Regions from separate parts of the Mus musculus genome. Here region 1 is linked to region 2. A link is a loop called in an ENCODE intact Hi-C map of the cell type or tissue named here. Cell type or tissue: left cerebral cortex. All regions are shown on one strand. Each heading gives the region's core, and the rest is flanking DNA. Links, peaks and the distances in the headings are about the cores only. Region 1 has its middle 130 kb from the start of Gm14133. Region 2 has its middle 140 kb from the start of Cst10.

What was found. Hi-C counts contacts between places; a loop is a spot of excess contacts. Peaks named below come from ENCODE experiments on the same cell type or tissue, not always from the same donor. Only the 100,000 strongest peaks of a DNase experiment are listed, where the experiment ranks them.
Region 1: a loop joins it to region 2, with 2.6 times the contacts of the local background. A loop is called at or near these places in 2 of 42 quality-filtered maps.

The regions. Positions count from the first base shown.
Region 1 is chr2:149,662,947-149,665,875 of GRCm38, forward strand. No RefSeq gene overlaps it. Among named protein-coding and RNA genes, the nearest start is that of Gm14133, 130 kb to the right of the region's middle. In left cerebral cortex, for the core only: no CTCF peak of the experiment used is centred there; a DNase peak (open chromatin) is centred at 1,620.
Region 2 is chr2:149,544,247-149,547,175 of GRCm38, forward strand. No RefSeq gene overlaps it. Among named protein-coding and RNA genes, the nearest start is that of Cst10, 140 kb to the left of the region's middle. In left cerebral cortex, for the core only: no CTCF peak of the experiment used is centred there; DNase peaks (open chromatin) are centred at 1,284 and 1,661.

The DNA of each region.
Region 1 (2,929 bases), core at 130-2,629, 120 kb after region 2:
ACAGTATACTTTGAAAGTCCATTCATGACCAGGTGTGACAGTGTGATATATATTTATGATCACAGCAATTGGCAGGATAAGGGAGAAAGATCAGAAGTTCAAGGTCATTCTCAGTTACATATAGAGTTTACGACCAGCTTGGGCTGCCTGAAACCTTTGTCTTAAAATTGTTTTTAAATGGTCCATACGTGTAGCATGTGTCATAATTTCATTTTATTGTTTAATAAAAGGACAACTGTATTCGAATATTAACTTTGTATGTATATTCTATACTTTATTTCCAATTTTAACTGCTACAGATATTTTATGAGCATTCATGTATAATTTTTTCAACTTCTTTTTTTATTGGATACTTTATTTACATTTCAAATGTTATCCCCTTTCCCAGTTTACCCCCAGAAATCCCCTACCCCATGTCCCCACCCTCCTGCTTATATGAAGCTGTTCCCCCCCCCCTACTCATCCACACACTCCTGCCTCCCAGCCCTACACTCTCTTACACTGAGGCATCAAGCTTTCACAGGATCAAGGGCTTCTTCTCCTATTGATGCCAGACAAGGCCATCCTCTATTACATATGTGGCTGGAGCAATAAGTCCTTCCATATGTACTCTTTGGTTGTTTGTTTAGTCCCTGGGAACTCTAGGGAGTCTGTTTGGTTGGGTGTTTTGGTCCTTCTTAGAACGGGAATCAAAATACTCATGGAAGTAAATATGGACACAAAGTGTGGAGCAGAGACTGAAGGAAAGACCATCCATAGACTGTCCCATCTGGGAATCCATTCCATATACAGTCACCAAACACAGACACTATTGTGGATGTCAAGAAGTGCATGCTGAGAGGAGCCTGATATCACTGCCTCCTGAGAGGCTCTGCCAGAGCCTGACAAATACAGAGGCTGATGCTTACAGCCAACCATTGGACTGAGCACAGGGTCCCTAATGGAGGAGTTAGAGAAAGGACTTAAGGAGCTGAAGGGGTTTGCAACCCCATAGGAAAAACATGTATAATATTTTTATATGAACATAGACTTTCATTTTTGATATAGACTAAGTAGAATAGCAGACATCTGATCACTCTATGTCCAACCTTTTAAAGAATAACTACCCAAGTTCCCAAGGCAGTGGCAACCTTCTACCTTCCCACTCACCAAACAGTAGTTCTGTTGCACCCTTTTAATCCGCACCTATTTCTCATTATCTGTCCACTTCATGGTGGCCATCTTGCTGCTCTTAAGGAGTCTATCAGGTGGTTTTGATTGAGATTTGCTTAATGGATAACAATGAGAATCATTAAGTGCTCTTTTTGCCTTACTATATAATACTTTGCAGAATTGCCTTTTCACACCTTTGCCTACCTGGTTGACTTTATAGTGATGATTTATAAGAGTTTTTTAATGTATTACATTTATAAATCTTTCATCATATATATGACTTATCATATATAGCTTAATTTCCAGTGGGAAGTCCATTATCTTTCTAAAAATCTAAACTGACCTCTCCTGTGCTGACTGGGCAATGTATGTACATGTATGCATGGTAGAAATCTCTCTTTCATTTTGCTTATCTCTTGTCCCATTTATTTATGTGGAAGTCCAGGAAGGCAGTGAGTCAAGCCTGTGTGGGTGGTAGAGAACAGATGAATGTGTTAGGACAGAAGCTTGACACAAATTATGACTATTCCCATCCACAAGTCCCAGAGGACTTGATAAGTATATTGAAATTCCTCAAGCTCTACAATAGGAGAGCAAGGCTTTCTAGAATGAATAAAAGGGCCTCAGGGTTCAGCTTCCTGTTTACTTCTAGAGAAAAAAAAATATGTTGTATGATTTCTAGATAATTACCAGAAACCTCAGAAATAAAATAATGTTGTTAAATGAATTTATGTAGGTTGGCTTGGAATTAACAACCCTGCTGCCTCAATCTCCCACTTGCGAGGATTGCATAAATGCACCACTACACGTGGGACAATCAATGCATTGCTTGTAAGTGAAAGAAAGATGGTCCTTAATAAACAGAGACACATTTTTTTCTGTGTTGTGAATGCATCATTCAATAAAATTACTGACAAAGTGCAAACAACCTTTTATGGAGTACCTAGGAGCAGCACTACAAAACATTTCTGTTTGTGCAGTGAAGTAAATTTAGTGAATGGGACAGACTGTTGAGAAAAGATGGGTAGTATTTGGGAAATGATGAAAACTGAGGCTGTTGGGCAAAGAAGCAACTAACAAGAGATGTAAAGTCTAAATAAATATGAGAATAACCATAGCAATTCCAGTAGGAACTTTGAGAAGATTAGAAGATAGAACAGAATGGAAGAGAGGACAAGGGTGATTCTGCATGAAGCGGCAGAGTTCAGACCTCCTAAGAATGATACTTGAGTCCAAGAGAGGTATGGCTGAATCCACAGCTGAAGACTGTGGAGGGTTAATGGTGCCTCTGCCTCTCAGAAATTCTTGTAAAACCTACTTTATTAAAGTCAGTTGGTCATTGTTCTAACTGGCATTGTAGTCTATTCCAGCTGCTCTGCTGAGTATTTCAGAGAAATGTGTCTCTTAATATTCTTACAAGCCACATAAACAAGACAGCATTTAAGTTTCTATCTTAAAGGCAACTGGGCAACAGTAGCACCTAAAGTCAGATGGGTCTTATAGAGCTCTGCACTAATCCTTTCAGCCTTCTCTTATTCTTTGGAACAATTACTGTCTATCCATGTATCCACGTGCATACTGGAGATAGAGCTCCATCTGAATTCCATAAACAGGAACTCTAGTCTAGGAGTAAGACTATATGGTCGCTAACGATCTGCCTTTAAAGGAGCTGCTTAATTTCTGGAAGCCTTAGATACTTCTGTCAGAGGAAGATGAGAAAACATCTGACCTCACTGTGTCACCTTGGGGACTCACAGTGACAACCACGTAAAATTCA
Region 2 (2,929 bases), core at 288-2,787:
CATAACACCATAAAGACAGCAGTTTAGAACTCATATTTGAATGATACATTTTTTTACTTTAAAAAAGATTTTGCTGAAAGGACCCAGATATAGCTGTCTCTTGTGAGACTATGCCTGGGCCTAGCAAACACAGAAGTGGATGCTCACAGTCAGCTATTGGATGGATCACAGGGCCCCCAATGGAGGAGCTAGAGAAAGCACCCAAGGAGCTAAAGGGATCTGCAACCCTATAGGTGGAACAACATTATGAACTAACCAGTACCCTGGAGCTCTTGACTCTAGCTGCATATGTATCAAAAGATTGCCTAGTCGGCCATCACTGGAAAGAGAGGCCCATTGGTCATGCAAACTTTATATGCCCCAGTACAGGGGAATGCCAGGGCCAAAAAGTGGGAGTGGTTGGGTAGGAGGGTTGGGGAGAGGGTATGGGGGACTTTTGGGATAGCATTGGATATGTAAATGAGGAAAATACCTAATAAAAATATTAAAAATAGAAATAGAATATTCTAAAAAAATGTTTTATTTGTTGTTGAAGTTCATACATGAATACTGCATTTCTATTATTTGTACCCTTCTTCCTCCCCTCCAACTCCTCTTGTGTTCCATACTCACTCTGATATGTATGCTCATCTGACCCTTTGTATTTGTCTTTGCATGCACGTGTGTGTGTGTGTGTGTGTGTGTGTGTGTGTGTGTGTGTGTATGTGTGTATGTGTGTGTGAGAGAGAGAGAGAACTACCGAGTCAATTTAGTGTTGCTCAACGTGTTTTTGTGTGACCACTAGGATTATGTATGTAACCTACCAGGGACCTCATCCATGTAGAAAACTGACTTCCCCTCATTCAGCCACCATCAATAGACTGTAGTGATTCATTTAGTCTTGCGAGGATCTAAAGCAGTTCCTGGCATACATGAAAGAGAACACAAAGGGTCTCAATTAGTTTATGGTAAATAGATATAATTGAACCTTTCATTATGTTCTTCTATAAATGTATTCCATAAGATATGAAGAACTAAACATGTCTCTTCAGCTTTTTTATATGTAAATGTAGAAGACAGGTAGTACAATTTTACACTAGACTTTTAGATACAATGTTTTACAGGATACAAGTTCATAAAACCACAGCCAAGCTTCTTTATATTCTAAAGGAAATTTGGAAACACAGTTTGGGAAAAGATTTATTTATAGTTTGAACAAACTAACTGTGAATATATGTGTCAGGGTGGGGGGGTAGGTAGTAGGATGTCTACGTTCCCACCCACAAAGTCTGTGACCATCTTAAAATTTATAAAAATTTATGAGACAAAAGCTAAGAAAAGTTTCTCTCTTCAAAAATACTTTCTCTCCCAACACAGCTTCAGAACAGAATCACAGTCCAATATCTAATGTTTTTTAATTAAGTAATTTGAAGGTTGTCCCAGGGACAACCACGGGTATCTATTAAATTTGGAGTTCAGCATTCTTCATTACCTAGTTTTGTACATATGAAGGGAAGGGCATCCTAGGCTGTGCTCTGAAGGGAAGCAGAATTTTTATGTATCTGCTGAGAGATAATGAGGGCTATTGTTCTGTGTGAAATGTGCTGTAGAAGGATAGATAAGATTCATAAGATCCACATTTCCTTTGGCAAGCTATCAACTACCATCTGGAGTCTATGACACTCACATTAACTGTAGCTGGCTCTGTGGATACTTTGGCTGAAAAACCATGTGTTGCACGAGTGGCACTGCATGTTTAGATGCTAGGCCTTACAAAATTGGTGGCTTCGGTTCTCCATCTTTTTTTCAACACTTCTACAGGAACATTGAGTCTTCCTGTAGAAAACCTGACAATCCTTCTACTGAGACCTCTAGATGACTTGGTGGTGATGAAGTGACTATGTAACTCCAAGCTTTCAATCTCCACCTACCTGTACCAAGGTACCACCCATGTAAGCAGACATAGCTTTTAACCCCTTGAAGACAAAGCTGCTGAGAGTTGATCACCATCTACCAGCCACTAGCTTAGGTACTTTACATTGCTATGACAAAATACCTGAAAATACAACTTTAAGGAGCAATCATTCACAGCCTCCCAAAACACTGCCACAGGCTGGAGGCCAAGCATTCAATACCTGAGTCTGAGGGTTGGGGGGAGGGCTTTCATATTATACATGGTAAATAGTTGATAGATGAAGGGAGTAACTCATCTAGACCTAACCAGAATGTCTGACCCGAGATAAGGGGCTATAGAGAACTGTAATTTCATCTCCATACTTTGGAACTATTTATAAGAATCCAGTAGCAAAGATTCCCTGCCCTTTCCTTGGCGATGATCAATGGCTAGTACACATCCCTGAGAAGCACAACGTATTTCAGAGACCTTGTGCAAAAGTTAGCTCAGGAAATCCTCACAGAAGCTCTTGCTTGCTAGCTTTTCCCCCTCTGCTTGGCAAAAAAGAACAAGATACATCAAGAAATAATTAAAGTCACACTTCTAATTCTTAACTTCTTTTAATTGAGATCATCAAAGAGAAATAGATTTCATTACAAACACAGCAGGATGGCTTCATTCTCTGGAGTGCCTGCTTTATTCATTCAAATAGTTACATTTCACCCAGTGTTTTGTTGCAAGTAAGTGACTGACACTGGACTAGAGGAGAGAATAATTTAAAATGAAAAATAAAATCCAATACTTGGAGAATTACTCTATCAAGAGAGGGACACTAAAAATGAATCTTTAATGACTAATGTAAAAATTTAATACAGTGTATGTACCTCTGGAGAGGTGATGCATTTAATTAAAATCAGACGACCAAGGCAACATTGTTCGCTGTAGAGAAACACATCTTTCTAGGTGGAAATATATCTTTGCAGTAAGTTTCATTCTCCTTTTTTTATTTTTATTTTTTAAGGAATTTCTTCACTTGGATTTTAAATAAAATACCAC